2 separate regions of the Mus musculus genome follow, and region 1 is linked to region 2. The links are chromatin loops, found by intact Hi-C in ENCODE. Cell type or tissue: heart. All regions are shown on one strand. Links, peaks and the distances in the headings refer to the core of each region. The heading gives the core; the rest is flanking DNA.

Region 1 (8,488 bases), core at 144-8,143, 520 kb after region 2:
AATAGACTGGACCAGAAAAGAAATTTTTCCCATCGCATAATAATCAAAACACCAAATGCACAAAACAAAGAAAGAATATTAAAAGCAGTAAGGGAAAAAGGTCAGGGAACATATAAAGGCAGACCTATCAGAATTACACCAGACTTCTCACCAGAGACTATGAAAGCTAGAAGATCCTGGGAAGATGTCATATAGACCCTAAGAGAACACAAATGCCAGCCCAGGCTATTATACCCTGCAAAACTCTCAATTGCCATAGACAAAGAAAACAAGATATTCCATGACAGAACCAAATTTACACAATATCTTTCCACAAATCCAGCCCTACAAGGGATAATAGATGGAAAACTCCAACTCAAGGATGGAAACTACACCCTAGAAAAAGCAAGAAAGTAATCTTTGAACAAACCTAAAAGAAGATAGTCACACAAATATAATTCCACCTCTAGCAACAAAAATAATGGGAAGTAACAATCACTTTCCCTTAATATCTCTTAACATCAATGGACTCTATTCCTCAATAAAAAGACATAGACGACTAACAGACTGGATATGTAAACAGGACCCAACATCTTGCTGCATACAGAAAACCCACCTCAGTGACAAAGACAGACACTACCTCAGAGTAAAAGGTTGGAAAACAATTTTCCAAGCAAATGGTCCCAAGAAACAAGCTGGAGTAGCCACTCTAATAACGAATAAAATCAACTTTTAACCAAAAGTTATCAAAAAAAGATAAGGAAGGACACTTTATACTCAGCAAGAAAAAAATCTACCAAGAAGAACTCCCAGTTCTGAACATCTATGCTCCAAATGCAAGGGCACCCACATCATAGAAGAAACTTTACTAAAACTCAAAGCACAAATTGCACCCCACACAATAATAGTGGGAGACTTCAAAACCCCACTCTCAGCATAGACAGATCATGGAAACAGAAACTAAACAGAGACACAATGAAACGAGCAGGAGTTATGAACCAAATGGATCTAACATATTTATAGAACATTTCATCCTAAAGCAAAGGGAGTATGCCTACTTCTCAGCACCTCACAGTACCTTCTCCAAAATTGACTGTATAATTGCTTACAAAACAGGCCTCAACAAATACAAGAAGATTGAAATAATCCCATGCACCCTATCAGATCACCACAGAATAAGGCTGGTCTTAAATACCAACAAAAACAAGGGAAAGAACACATACACATGGAAGCTGAGCAACTCTCTACTCAAGGATAACTTGGTCAATGAAAAATTAAAGAAATTAAAGACTTTAGAATTTAATGAAAATGAAGACACATCATACCAAAATTTATGGGACACAATGAAAGCAGTAAGAGGAAAACTCATAGCTCTGAGTGCTTCCAAAAAGAAACTGGAGAGAGCTCACACTAGAAGATTGACAGCACACCTGAAAGCTCTAGAACAAAAAGAAGCAAATACACTATAGAAGAGTAGACAGCAGGAAATAATCAAACTCAGGGCTGCAATCAACCGAGTAGAAACAACAACAACAAAAAACTATCCAAAGAATCAACCAAACCGGGAGCTAGTTCTTTGAGAAAATCAACAAGATAGATAAACCCTTAGCCAGACTAACCAGAGGACACAGAGACATTATCCAAATTAATAAAATCAGAAATGAAAGGGGAAACACAACAAAGAAATACATCTTAATTATTCTGTTTGTTGAATATTAACAGTTGAAAATATTAAAATCATATTCTACAAACAACAAAAAAAGAAATGTGACATATAATACCTATTAACTTCTGGTTATTTTAGGATGTATGTTATAATCGCTATTCAACTTCAATATGAAGTTGAGCCTTGGACTTCACTGAAGAAATCATTTGTTAATAAATTCAAGATGGAAATGATTTCAGAAGAAAAAAATGATCACAGTCCATTATGTACATGTATGAAATGTCATGATGAAACCTATTGACACATGCTTATAAAAATGAAACCTATTAATAAATGCTAATAAAGATGGAAAATATTTTTTAAAAATGCAAAATTTAGTGAATGTAGGGAGAATCAGAACAGGGACTTCTTGTGAAAGCAATAAATGAGCTCTGTGGGATTTCAGATAAAGCAAACTCCTAAATTTCCTTGAAATATATAAGATGGTATGTGTGTGTGTGTGTGTAGAGTTAAACATGTAATAGAAATTTGATTCTAGGTAAATTACAATTTTTAATTATAATTTTATAGGGAGTTGGAATCTCTTACATATAGCTGCTTTCTCTGTGCCTTTAAAGTACTCTAAATCTTGTTGCTTTTGTTATTTTCAGTATCTTATGTATATTCCAAATATTCCTTATTAAAAAGCATTCCCACCCTATGTAACTGACTTGTACAGAAATTTATTGTTCCTAATTATTACTCCTTTTGGTCAATAAGTTGAATTTAGATATACTTTTAGAATAGATAAGCATATTTTTTTACAACATGGGAATATGGAAGCAGCTTCTATATTTGGGGCTGAGTGTGTGTGGTGGTGCTGGTCTTTGTGTGTTTGAGACAAGTAGCTCAAATAGCTTCATATGCTTTGCATATGTTTTTGCTCCTTTGTTTTTAGTTGGAAAATGCATTTTCTCTGGTACTGTTGCAGTTAGAAAGTGAATGGAGCTTACTGATGACCTCGCTTCTGTTGCTGTGTTTTGTCTTATTCTTGCCTTCCGGTTTGGATGATGTCCAAAGTGTCCTTGGATGATGGCGAATGATTTGTGATGGGAACTGTAATCTCTTACTTCCATTCACTGAATATACTGTTATCGGATCACCTCAGGCCCGCGGCTCCCTGCATTCCCTTCAACCCTACAAGATACCCCTCGTCTACTTGCTCTGTAATAGCATAAGATATTCTAGAGGTAAAAACTGTGGAATTTGCTTGTCTGTGTTGGGGGTCACAGGGAACAGGCTTGGAATGTTCCTTGCCCTTTGTGCAGTGTGAAAGCAAATGGAGCTACTGAAATCTGCAGTTGGCAGTGGCGTGGACAGGTGAGGGCCACATGGAAGTCATGCCATGGGGAGGCAGAGCAATAAGTTGGTTTATGAAATGCAAGCCAGTCAGATGTTCTTATGTTTCTTCAGCTGTTATCAGCCAGCTAGAAATAAGTGGAACTCGTTGGGACGGTAATCGACTTAGAGTAGTGCCTCAGATATCTATGAGAGGTGTATATTACAACATTTTTTAATGCTAGCTAATAGCTAATAGCTGTTGGTAAATTAGGGGACAAACTATCACAGACGCTATATAGTGTAGTACTGTAGAGTGCTAACCCTGGGCCATGCTGCCTGATGTTGGATTCCCAGCTGTACTCAACTGAACTTTGTAATCTTCATTAAGCCTTTCTGCCTCGGTTACTATCCTGCCTAGGTTTTATGTTAACTTGACACAATCTAGATTTCCTCTGAGAGGAGGGAACCTCAATTAGGAAATTGGCTCCATAAGATCACGTTATAGGCAAGCCTGTAAGGCATTTTTTAAATTAATGATTCATGGTGAGGGCCCAGCCCATTATGGATTGTGCTGTCCCTGGGCAGGTGATCCTGTGTTTTATAAGAAAGCAGGTGAGCAAACCGTGAGAAGCAAGCCAGTAAGCAGCACCCGTCCATGACCTCTCTGCATCAGCTTCTTTCTTTTGGTTCCTTTCTGGATTTGCTTAAATAATAAACAAGGATATGGAAGAGTAGGCAAAATATGCCATAGCATCCCAAGTCACTTTTGGTCATGGTGTTTCATTGCAGCAATAGTTAACTAAATTAATTACCTTTCTTATACGATGGTGTAAGACTTATACAGACCAGATAGGATTGTTGTTGGGACAAATAAGTTAATAGAAGTATTTAGACTAAGACCTTGTTTAGAAATGAGAACCTTTTTAAAACAAAGGGGAAAGCAGAACATACAATGGTTTAAGTACTATGTTCTCAACTATGTAGAAAATACAAAGGAAAATAAATAAGAACATATCCGATGCTTGGGACCAAGGGATGAGAGAAATACTTGGGATTTTTGTTTATCTCTATTTTTCTCTGCGTTCTAGTATTTTATAACAAATATGTAATTTTACAGATTGAAAAGTAAGCTTTTAAAGTGCCCATATCTCTTGCAAACAGAATGTTGACTGTAAGAGGCTCATACTCCTTCAAAGCTCAAGGCTTTCCACTTGGTGACAGCTAATTTCCTTTTCATTCGGCGGGCTTTTACAGTCCTACAGACACTTTCAGAGTAATGAAACTCAAAAAGGTTTTAAAACTTTATGTTTTTCTGCTAATTTAGACTGTTAGTGTAGCAGAAACAATTCGGACACAGTCATACGACTTCCATTTGTTTTGGTATTAGGCAAATTATGAAATTCAGTATGATCTTGAACCTGTAGAAGAGCTTTGAAAGGGAGAGATGCCAGATCTTCATCTACTGGCCATCACAGTATCAAGACAGCCTGAATGCATCATTTCCCAGGGTCTGGCACATTATGAGTACTTATTAATGATATCACTACCCTCACCGCCCTAATGTTTTTCTCTGCCACTAAAGCTATGCAAAGAAACTTGAACACTCTAAAATTCGCTGTTAAGCATGCCAATGTCTTCTCTAAACCACAGTGGGTTCTCTTCTGCTATCTTCTTGTCCTCCATATATCTCTCTATACATGTGGTTTTGTTGTCACATCCTGCTAGTATGCCTTTTTATGGATGCCCAGTCCATTGAGACTCATGTCTGTGAAGGTGGTGACATGGAACAGCAAACAGTACCAGAGTCGGAAACAGACAGGCCGCATTAGTGCAGTTCTTACTCATGCCACATGGCTGTCAGAGGATGGCAGGGTTTCTGTTATCTGTATTCTCAGTCAGCAACTCTTGCTGACAGATGTACAAAGTTAGACTACTTGGTCAAAACAAGGCATGAACCCAGCCCTTCAAGGAGAGCAGGCAGCAATAAACCTAAAGAAACTGGATATATGTGTGCTTTAGAAACTGCTAACAAGATGTGTCAATAATACGATGTAACTGAGCATTTCCCATTACGTTCCTTGAAACACTAGCTTTTCAGTATGTTAACATTCTCATATATAAAAAGGCTATTTCATTAGAAAATAATTGTGAGTGTGGGCTGAATAAAATGTAATGTTTCTTGAATGAAGGACTTTACAGAGACTGTTGCATTTTAACAGGAAGAGTCACATACAATGTTTCCTAAACTTACCTGACATTGGAATTATTGGTTATTTTACCATAGCCTATCCTAGGCATTAAGTTTATAAAATATATACAATAGTCTCTTCTCATATAAAGCACAAGTATTAGAAATATATTTTAATATTACTTGCCTTGGGAAGAAACTTTGGTTTTGCTGTTAGAACAGTTGACTGTTTGAAGAGACTAATTTGTTCTATTACAAAATAGACTCTAGACAGGGTTATTAAATTGTGGGAAGGCAAATATGGGTCAGTACATATTCATGTGTGTGCAGATACAGATGCACATGTGTGTATGTGCTTGTAGAGGCCAGAGGCTGATGTTAGGTTTCTTCCTAAACTGTTCCTTATTCTTTTCGGAGCTCACTGATATAGCTAGGCCAGCTGGTCAGCAGGCCCAAGGATCCCTAGCCCTGAAATTATAAATGCAAACGTCCATGCCTGCCTCTTAGGTGGGTGTCAGGGATCTGAATTCAAGGTCCTCATGCAGGCATGGCAAGTACTTTACCAACTGAGCCATTCCCCAGTCCCCATGTTAATGAAAACTTAGTCATAATTGGTTATGTCTGTATAGCCCCCCATTTGATGGTATTTCTGTTCTAAACTTACCATTGTCAGGAAAAAGGTAAACAAAATCATGACGACCATGATTATACTAGGAGAATTGGATTTAACACTTAGCCCAACACATAATTTAAATGCTTCTTCTTTTTTTTTTTTTTTTTTTTGTTCTCTCTGACTTTGTAACAACTTTTCTAGAAATTTTAAAATGAGGGTGCTGATTAGCTGGGAATACAACTTAAAATTGTCAAGAAGTTATTTCTCCACCAAGAAGTTTTGGATTTTATGTTTGTATAAATAAGAAATCTCAGTGGGAGTTTTCACTATGTGGCTATAAACCTCACGTAATAAAATTATATTTATAAGTAGTTCTGCCTGATTTGTAAATTTGCCTGAGCAAAACCAAGTAATCACCAACTCTGTAGACCTTTGACCTTGTGCCACCCCTCCCCCCTTTCCTTCTAACCATAAATTCAATATCTGCTAGAAATTATATACAATCTAGACTGAGAATTCAGGTGTTTTGCTTTGTTTTTTTCCCTTGAGAGTAGAGACGGAGGGTGGGCAATTGCTGTTTCTTGACCACAAGAACATCTTTAGCTCTCCCAGTTAACTCACCTTTCTTCCAAATTTTTTTCTTCCGTTTTCCATGGAAGTGTGAATATCTCATCTTCAAAGGCAGCAGAGGAAACCTTGAGAGCCACAGTTCCTAGTCTTGTCCTTTTTGTTGATTTTAGTATTGCAGGAAAAATGTGACACTCCACAAAATCCAGCATTAAAGAACATGTTTTACCTGACCTAGGCTAAAGTTTACAAGTGAAGGAAACACGTGAGAACACTCTTTTTTTTGCTACAGAACTGGTCAGAATCATGTTTTCCAGGGGAGGGGGGGGGTAGAATTTTGTTCAGTGAAAAAATTGTGTCTGCTGCTGTGTGTGTGTGTGCATGTGTCTGTCTGTCTGTCTGTCTATCTGTCTCTGTGTGTCTGTGTATGTATGCATTTGGAGACCAGAAGTCGACCTTAGGTGTCTTTCTTAATAGACTGTCCACTTTAATTTTTTAGGTAGGGTCTCATATTGAACCTGGAGCTCACTGACTGGCTAGGCTAACTGGCAAGGAACAGCTTCTGGGATCCTCATGCTGTTCTCCTCGCACAGTAATAATGGCACACAGGCTGCTGCACTGCACTCTTTATAGAGGTGCTGGGGATTGAATTCAGGCCTTCATGCCTGTACTTCAAGCACTTTGCTGATGGAGCCACTTTTCCAGCCCAGCTTGTTTGACTTTTGTTTCAGGGACTTATGTGTAACACAAGCTATCCTCAGACTCATAGGTCTCCTGCTTTGGCACCTTCACCCTGTGGTGTTGGCATCATCAGCATGACTAATGTAGGCATGTTGATGGAGAGTTATTTCCTCACTTTTAAGACCTTGGGATGAGGTTTCTTCATGACTGTCCTATGGATCAGCTGGAATATTAACTGTTAGGACGTTCTGTGGAAGACTAGCATTTTTCTCAGTGCAAGCTGCAGATCAAGGTCAAAAAAGAATTGTAGGGAAGACATAGAAGTGGAAATTCAAGGGGTAGGCATCATCCTGTAGATGTTAATCTGCCCATGCCATTGTATCAAGGAGAAAAGCTCAAGGCAGCTGAAGTCTCATAGCCTAACACAGTGTAAGGGCTACAAGTCAATGTCCTTCATCAATGGGAGGAGAGGCCCTTGGTCCTGTGAAGGCTCTATGCCCCAGTGTAGCAGAATGCCAGGGCCAGGAAGCAGGAGTGGGTGGGTTGGTGAGCAGGGGATGTGGGGAGGGGATAGGGGATGAGATTTTTGGAGGGGAAACTAGGAATAGGGTTAACATTTGAAATGTAAATAAAGAAAATATCCAATAAAAAAAAGTTAGTGTCCTATGACTGCTACAGTGCTGGCTCTGATAGGCATGTCCCTCGACTTGTTAGGGCCACTTGTGTTACGTTTTAAAATTAAATAGATGGGGTGAGCCTCCTAAGTGTGCTCATGTCTTCTGCTTCCATGCCATTAAGTCAGTGTTAATGGTTAAGCATTACTAACTGTGCCAAAACAATACCAAAGGCAAGAGAAGCCCAAGAGAATGGCATGGACAAATGGCTGAGCAATTGAAAGCACTGATTGCTCTTCCAGAGGAAGCCGAGTTCATTCCCAGCACTTCCCTGGCAGCCCACGTGTATGTGTATAATATACACACACATGTAACGCACATGCCCGCGTGCGTGTGTACACACACACACACACACACACACGCACGCACATCGGGGCGGGGGAGGAGAGCCCGTTATATCTGAAAGTTAAAGCACAAGCAGCATATGATGCTTTTATCTTACAGACAGTAACAGATAACTCTGGACTGGCTTTCCAGGCCAGGCTGAAGGGAGATGAAGGTCATTCCATATTAGGAAAGTGGCTAGTTAAGTTTTATGTTGATATAATGGGGGTGTTTATTACTTTTCAGCTCTGTGTTTGAGTGGAGACTGATGGGGGAATTGCCTCTGTCCAAAGGAGATAAGAAGGCAGCCCTGAGAAGTAGGACTCTTGAGAGCTGCCACTAATTGGGATCAGTTTAACATATAGGATGTGCTAGTGAAGACAGAGTGGACCCTGTACCCCTTGTAACCCACCTTGCTCAGTGGACAGCAAATATTAGAGAATTACAGTATTAGAGGAGTGTATCACAGCAGCTGT
Region 2 (8,488 bases), core at 169-8,168:
CCTTCTAGTCCATTGCCACATGAAATGCAGCAGCCATCCACAAGTGACAAAAAGGACAGTGAGCTCCTGTTTTCCTATCTGTCCTACCACGAAACCCTGAAATCTCTATGAAACTGTAAGACAAAATAAATCTTTCCTCCCTTAAAGGATTTTTTTAAAAATATGTATCTTATATTTTTACATATCTTATGTTTTAAAACAATTTAGTATTCAACATTAGATATAGGCTTCTTAGTTATGGATAGCAGTAAATGATCATTAATGATATTTTAGCATATAAAAGGATATGTATATAAAAGTTGAACAAATTTTTATGTATTATTTGATTCTCAAAATACTCATTAATATGTTTGATGTATAAAATGCATTTAAATAACAAAAATTTAAGAAAGAAAAACAAACAAAAGAAGAGTCATTACAAATGAATCTCACTTAACAGAAAGCTGACAAATGGAAAAATGGTTTCTGAAGATGAGTTTATTGGAAAGCACTTCTCAATGTTCATTCATTCATTTATTCACGGTTGGGTAGTGTGCCTCACACTCTGTAAGACTATGGAAGGAAGACCACTACTCAGAATGTACTTCAGGGAGGACATACTTGCTTAGTTTGTGTGTGAGACCTGGAGTCTCAGAACCAGCACTGTGTGTGTGTGTGTGTGTGTGTGTTGGGGTGGGGCACAGGGTGTGGGGACATGGGCCACAACTAGGTGTACATTTCAGATACAATGGTATTCTACAATCATGCAGCAAAAACAGATAGTATGCCTGTCGAAAGAGACATTCAGGCTTCAGGCCATCTAATCCCACTGTTTATGGTTTACTGACTGCCTTTCTTGATGCCTCAATACAGGAGTTAATTATATATATTTAAAAGGCTTCATTTAGAAATCATATTTCTCACCAATTTTTTTGGTAGAGCTACTCCTTTGCTGGTGTGTCCTGAACAACAGCAACAACAATAATAAACGGGACACTAAGAGAAACTGCATGTTGGAGCATCTGAAAGGCAGAAATCTTTCACTGATATGTCTCACAAATCAAAAACACTTCTTAATCCTTTAAAAGAACAAAAAAAAAGTATTAGAAAAAGATTAATGCTACTTCTACTATATTGTTTAACCTATTTGTCTCGGTGTTTTCATTTTTAAAACAGAAGTAATTCCATGCTATACTTATTGCCCCTGAACTGAGTCTAATTTCTAAAAGGATAAAAGATGCTGTATGAAAAATCATTAATAAACCCTTTTTAGACTGGTGAGTTATTTTCTACCCAGCCTGATAACCTGACTTCAAGCCCTAAAATCCATATGGTAAATCTTTATTTATCTAACTTATTCGAGCATGTAATGGCACAAGTGCACATGTAGCAAGACATATATCAGCCTTTTAAAAGTGTTCTGCCATAAGGTTTGATTATAGTAAACCTTAGACAAAGTAATGGAGATAGAGGGGGAACTCAGAAGTAAAATCAATCACAAATTTTCCAACTCACTATGGCTTGATAATTGCTGGTAAGTGGTGTTCATTATGTTATTGTCCTCTTCTATATGTTCGATATTTTCCATAATAAAAATATTCAGAGTCAACAAGATGGATCCTCAGGCAAAAGCAATTTGGCAACAACCCTAAAGACCTGGCTTTGATCCCAGGAAGCCAAGCAGGAGAGAACTGTTCCTTAGAGTTGTCCTCTGACTACCCCTACACATAAATAATAATAATAATAATAATAATAATAACAATAACAAGAATAATAATAGAGTAAAAAATATTGAAAATGTGTAAGGCAAAAAGTTTTGCATTTAAAAAAATGAGAACCAAAAATGAGGTTCTGGCACAAAGAACCAATTAGCAAGTCAAAGGTAAACTTGCTATTTCTGAATGATTAACTGCTGGCTAGCATTTGGGAGGTTAAGGCAGGGGTCGGGAGTTAAGACCAGCAAGTTTGGAACAGTTCTAGGGCTACTAGAGATCCTGTCTCAAAAGCCAGCCAGCCATGGTGTCTCATGCTGGTAATTCCATCATCGGGAAGAGCAAATGGGTAGGGCCATCCTACGGATAGTTCCAGGCCAGCCAAGCCTACCTAAAACCTTACTGGGAGGGAGAGGGTATCATAACTCCTTTTTAAATATTTAATAAGTAGCAAAATGATATAACATCAGAGCAAAAATAGTTCCCAGGAAACACTCTCATTTCATTTACAAGCAAGCAAAAGGACATGATTAAATAAGTTTCTCATATCTTCAGAATTGGTGAGGAAAAAATGAAATCTACTCCATTTCTTCTAGAACATGGCAAACATGATTACTTCAGGATTATATAGATGTTAAGCACAACACTAGGCTTTTAAACTGGGGAGGGTGAGCACAACTATACACAAACATGTCACCCTAATTCGTCTTCGAGAAGAAAACACACACCCAAGACCACAGTGTGCCCTATCAAATTCAAAGTGTCACATGGCAACGCAATTCCAAGAATTAGTTTCCAGTATTTAACCACTATTCCAAAATTAAAGTCTACATGACAGCACTTGTTGCAGGTTATTTACAGAAAACAGGAGCCACCACCATTAAGCCATCTAAACAGCAATACTGCTCTACACATCAAGCATGGTAACTCCATTATTATTTCTTGGTAATACTTGTACTTTAGGCAAAACAGCAACAAAGCCTAGTGCTAATTTACCAAACTCATTAACCAGATATTGGAAAATAAACATTTAACTGTGCTTATAAATCCAAGCTGGATGTCTTCACAAATTGGCATATACATACACATATTATACACCAAAGAAAAGTTGCATATATTCCCTGAAAACAATATTCCTTGGCAAGTCTATCAAAGTGACTAACAAACTTCATTTTTACTGTGTTCAAGTTACACAAACACCTAAGGAGAACACACAAAGTAACTCAATTTTAATCCTTTAAAAAGAGGGTTTTCTTTGATTACATTGATCTCCACATTTATGGATCCTTAATACCATAAACTTCTTTATAATCCACTCAACAGAGCTGTTAATCGTGACCACTTTATGGTCACTCTAAGAAAGACAAATTAAGTGCTTTAGTTTTGCATCTTTTAAGTAAAAGAGCTCTTTTCACTCGGTTGAAGAGTACAAAAAACTTGTCAGAAGCCCCCCAATAATTAGCACATAAAAATTATCCCGAAGAGAGATACAGCCCACTATTGTATTATAAAACCCTGAGTCATCACCCAGCTCACTCAGCAGATTCTGGGGAACACAAATGACATGCCCTGTGCAATCACTTATCGGTAACCATATGCATAAACATAGTCTTACCAAATTATATGTAGCGTACCAAACAAAACAGCAAAAATCTTATATAATAAGTTCTGCCAAAGTAAAGGCGCGCATAGAGCAAATGACCTCTCCAAACTTTTTGCTCCATCATTACTTTTCCCCCGTTCTAATTCTAATGACGCTATAATTTGCGGCTAGTGCGTACGGAAAACAAAAGAACTAACCAACTCAAAACCACACAGTCTGGCCAACAAAGCCCGGGATCAACCTAACAGCGCTCTTCACTATTTGCCTTAGAATAAGCGAAGTCGTGACCGAGGAAATGTCACAACAGGAACATACACTTTTCCTAGAATTCTAAGACAACATTCTCAACGTCTACTCAATCCGAGAATGCGCTGACTGTCCATTTGAAACGAATCGTTTCAATTAAATCCAGGAAGCCAGAACAGCAACCCAGACCCCCAAGAAACATAGTAACACAGAAAAACACACCACACACACACACACACACACACAACCTCTTACTGTCCCTACTTCCTACGGTAAGAAGTGTAAAGTGGATCGACGAGGAAGGAAAAACAAAACAAAACAACAACAAAAACAAAAAACAAACAACAAACCCAAAAAAACCACAGAAGCAAGGACAGGAGTCGCTTCCCCAAAGACCGAAGCTCTCTATCCCGCAGCTCCAAGCGCAGAACCCCAGGGAGAACCAATGGGAGCCGCTCGTCCCTATGCCCGGGTACGCCTGTGGCTCCCCAGAGCCTGGCACGTCAAGAGAAAGGACCAGAACGCTGATCGTGAGAGGCGACCGACAGGACCCAGAAGTCCCACGGAAAGCAACGAGGAGACTGGGTCTCCCCGGACTCGGCCGCGCCCCTGGAATCCTGCACCAGGTCAGCGCCGTCTGGACAGAACAGAGTTGAGCAGCACCAGCAGCGCAGACAAAGAGCCCGGCCCGCCGACGGCTTCAGCCCACTTACGTGGAGAGTTTCCGCGTCCAGAAGAGGCCCCCGGGCCACAGCTCTTGGAGCTGCACGGCCCGGCCCAGGTTGCTCTTGATCTGTGCCAGCTGCAAGTCGGACTCGGCGTCCAGCCGCTCGGCATAGGGCAGAAGCTTGTTGTACACGATCTCCTTCTGCGGGACGAAGGCCCGCGGGCCCAGTACCGGCCGCCCGCCAGGCTCGGGGGGCTCCCCGCCGCCCGCCCGCTCCGGAGCCTCCATTAGCCCGGGGCCGCCCCCGGCCCGACCCCCGGCCCCGGCCCCCGCCCCGCTGCGGGCTCAGCCTCGTCCGCGTCGCCTCGCCCTCGGCCCGACCGCTGGGCCCCCCTCCCGCCCCGGCTGCCCGGCGCGCTGCTGGACCCCGCGCGGCACCCGGTTCGTTGGCGGTGGCAGCGGCTGCTCGGCCCGGACCCCTCCGGCTCTTCTGGTGACGCTGCAGCCGCAGCGCCGGGAGGTTCCGGACCGGCCTCAAGTCACTTCCGGGGCGGGGCCACGGAGGCGGGGAGGAGGTAACCTGGCTGCTTTCTTGCAGTCAGCCGAGTTTGGTGTCAGCGACTGGGGTTGCCACGCGAGGCTGCCGGCGAGAAACAAGAGACCCTACTCTGCTCCAGCAGGATCCAGAGACACGGAATCCGACTACCTCTCCACGCTCAGTATCCTCTCTTCTGGGCCAGTTTACGGAAGAGCAGCTTGTATCCCAGCCGGGGGCGGGAGTGTGGACAGCGAAGCAGTATGAGCACAAAGAGTTCTAGGCCAACCTCTGCTTCCTACTGGCAACAGGAGACACTATCTTTAAAAAAACGTGTATGGAAGAATCTGTATACACAATAGTACCCTGTGTTCCTCTGTCCTTTTACCCCCCACCTTTCTGATATTTCCCCGTCCACCCTCCAAAAAAGTTACTCAACAAATATACTTTGTGTGTCATCTTCTCATTTAAGGTCCCTATAGAAAGTTTAAGAACGCCTAGTTCTGCCCTTAAGGACGTAGAGGCCTTTCCTGGCAACAAACTAATAAATTACAAGATAATGCATTGGTAAATACTGGATAAGTACCGAGATACCTGGGAATTCTAAATGAAGGCATATCACCTTCATAGAAGTTATTTTTAAATTAATCTGTAAGGTTGATGGCAATGTTATTTCGATAAAGAAAGGAGGAAGAAATAATTATCAGCTGACAGAAAAGACTGAGGCTGCAAGCTTGCTTTCTGATAACTCAAGATTCAGGCTGGTTAAAGATTGCTTGCCAGAAGGGAGTGAATACATGTATTGAGACTAAGAAGTAAATGCTGGAGAATTGAGATTGATCTTAAAAATAACAAGAAATTTCTAAGAGAGGACATTGTAACATGCGCCTGTCATCCCAGCATTTGGAAACTCAAGAGCAGGAGGGTTGTAGCTTAAAGCCAACCTGAGCTAAACAAAAAAACGAAACAAAACAAACTAACTAACTAACTGAAAAAACAGACAAGGATTACCAGCTGGTCTATGAGTTCTACTAGTGGTTGGCCTCTTTCCTAAGCTGAGTTCCATCCCTAGATCTTCAAGAAAATATTTTACAAAAAAAGTCACCATCTCAAAAGAGAATGTCTAAAAAACAATAAGCCTAAGGGCAGCATAATAAAATTTACTTTTGTTTCTTTTAGTTTTTGTTTTTGGTTTTGTTTTTTTGTTTGTGGTTTTTTGTTTTGTTTTAGTTTTTTTGTTTTTGTTTTTGTTTTGAGACTGGATTTTACTCTGTAGCCATGGCTATTATGAAACTGCTATGTGTTAAGACCTGTGTCTAGCCACCCATTTTGTGCTGTTACTAATATTATAAGGAAACTTTCTCATGCCCGAGTTGATGGGGCATTCTGTGTTTTGGTGTTCTTGGAAACCAACCACAATATAAGTCAGTTAGAACTGCTTTGTATAGTTAGCAGCAATAACCTTGGACTGGAACCAACCACCAGACAGCACTTCTTGCACCTGTGTATGACCTTTTATGGTTTTTGCTTTTATAAGCTGCCCCTGGAATAGACCCCAACATAAAAGAGAGGCCTACACCAATAAAAGAAGCTATTTGGAATAAGACTTCCATTTTGAGTAGAGATTGAGTAAAGTTTAACTTCCCAAGACGGCCCAGGGAACTGACATCCTACTTGGCAGAAAGAGACATGTACATGGGTAACTAGCATCCTGGTTGGCAAGTTAAGACGTGAGTGTTGAAGTTAAGCAAGGCAAGTCCTCTATCACAGCTGAATACCTCAACCAATAGGAGCTGGATAAATGGACAGCAAAGATATGTTGCCAAGGAAATCCCCTATCCCTAAATACTGATTGGTAAACTAACTTGGCGGGTTTAAAAGCTTAAAAGCTCTGTAGGTGGGTGGGTAGATGGGTAGGAGAACACCCTCATAGAAGCAGGGGGAAGAAAAATGGGATAAGGGGTTTCCAGAGGGGAAACCTGGAAAGGAGATAACATTTGAAATTTAAATAAATAAAATATCCAATTTAAAAAAAAAATAACAAAGGGGATGGGGAGAAAGAAAAAAAGGAAGAGCTCTGTAGGATCTTGGCTCTTCTAAGTCTGGTCTATGACCCTGATCAATCATTCCTGGGTTGAATGATCAATAAACTATGCCTGTCTGACTAAAATCTGTATTTGTGTAGTTTGTGAGGTGACTCGTGGACTATAATACTATGTAAACCAAACTGGCCTTGAACCTTGGGCAACCCTGCAATTTCTGGTATGTACCACATGTAAGAAAATTTCACATTAAAATGTTTTATATTACATTCGTTTCTTTCTATGTGCTCATGCTGTGAATGACTTACAGGGATTGATTATTTGTAGTTGGTCTAATGTTGTTTGTATTTTTATGTTAATTTGGGCCCTCTAAAACTGTTTGCCCCAAAGACAAGTTAGTCTGTAGGTAAGACACTGAGGGTCCCTGCCCCGAGTTAATTCTGATTGGTAAATAAAGATGCCAGCAACCAATAACTGGGGAGAAGAGATGTAGGTGGGGTTTAGGTTTTCTGGGCTTGGGACCAAGAGGAAAAGGAAGGAGGAGAAGCAGAAAGGAGCCTCCATGGAATAAGAAGCATATACAGGAGGGAGAAGGTGAACCACAATGGAATAGCTGAGCCATAAAAAACATGGCCAGTGTGGACTGCATACTCCTGGGCCAGCAGGAGTGAGATCCTGTCTTAAAAAAATACAAACAGCAATAAGAAGGTAGGAGGTCTAAAAATGAGGCAGACTAAAGTCTTGTGCACTAGCCAAGTTTATTCAGAGCATTAGACAGTTTATACCTTGAATGTTAAGAGGAATCACAACAACAAGCCACATATGACAAAACCATGATTTTTTTTCCCATAGGGGACATGAGTAAGAACAGGTGAAGTAAACTCACTCCTATCCACTACACCTCAGAGGAACATGAAAACACATTTCAAGAACAATTCTGTTTTTAAGAAACTGAGGTCACAGACTTTTGTCTTGACTTCTTGGAGTTTTCTCACAAGCACTCAGAATTCTTAATTACTCCGTTCTTGGACTGTGTTCTGACAGTAGGTGCTTTGTTGTTTCCTTGTGTGTATGATACTGAGGACTGAGTGAGGTAAAGTGCTCCACCACCCAGCTACTGGTCTATATCTCCAGACCTTTTTACTGTCTATAAAGCAGCCTTCAAGTTGACCAGGCTGACCTTGGTAGCCCAGGTAGATTTTCTTTCTTGTTCCTTACTCTCTTACACATATGCTGTGAATATCTATGTCATGGTGTTCATGTAGAAGTGAGAAACAGCTTTTGGGGAGTTGGTTCTATCCTTTTACCTTTACGTGGATTCCAGGGATCCAACTTAGGTTTCCAAACTTGTATAGGGAAGACATTTATGCACACAAAATATTAGGTTTAATTGATGCATTTTTCAAACAAAATGTATGTTACTATTTTACCTCTTTTCAATACCTTTGCCCTTCTAGGACCCATCCCCCTTTCTGCTTTCAAGTCACATGTGCTCTGTTGCCTTTCTCTGCCTCTGTAAACCCTCTTTTCTCTATGTCATGACTTCCTTCCTAGTTTGTGACATAAAACCATACTCATAACCGTGCATGAATATATGAACACACACATACACAAGTACACACACGCACACACACATGAAAAGCTAGGCCCTGCTTGTGAATAGGAACATGTAGTATTTGACTAAGTCTGAATCTATAGTGTTTG

What was found. Hi-C counts contacts between places; a loop is a spot of excess contacts. Peaks named below come from ENCODE experiments on the same cell type or tissue, not always from the same donor. Only the 100,000 strongest peaks of a DNase experiment are listed, where the experiment ranks them.
Region 1: a loop joins it to region 2, with 2.0 times the contacts of the local background. A loop is called at or near these places in 5 of 42 quality-filtered maps.

The regions. Positions count from the first base shown.
Region 1 is chr11:30,245,957-30,254,444 of GRCm38, reverse strand. It overlaps a transcript of Sptbn1 not described here. Among named protein-coding and RNA genes, the nearest start is that of Gm8098, 17 kb to the left of the region's middle. In heart, for the core only: a CTCF peak has its summit at 4,809; no DNase peak of the experiment used is centred there; H3K27ac peaks cover 1,932 bases.
Region 2 is chr11:30,767,990-30,776,477 of GRCm38, reverse strand. Psme4 (proteasome (prosome, macropain) activator subunit 4) reads right to left here and starts at 4,703. Exons shown (of 47, transcript NM_134013.3): 1 at 4,254-4,703. The coding sequence starts at 4,495. In heart, for the core only: no CTCF peak of the experiment used is centred there; DNase peaks (open chromatin) are centred at 4,167 and 4,767; H3K4me3 peaks cover 2,983 bases; H3K27ac peaks cover 2,499 bases.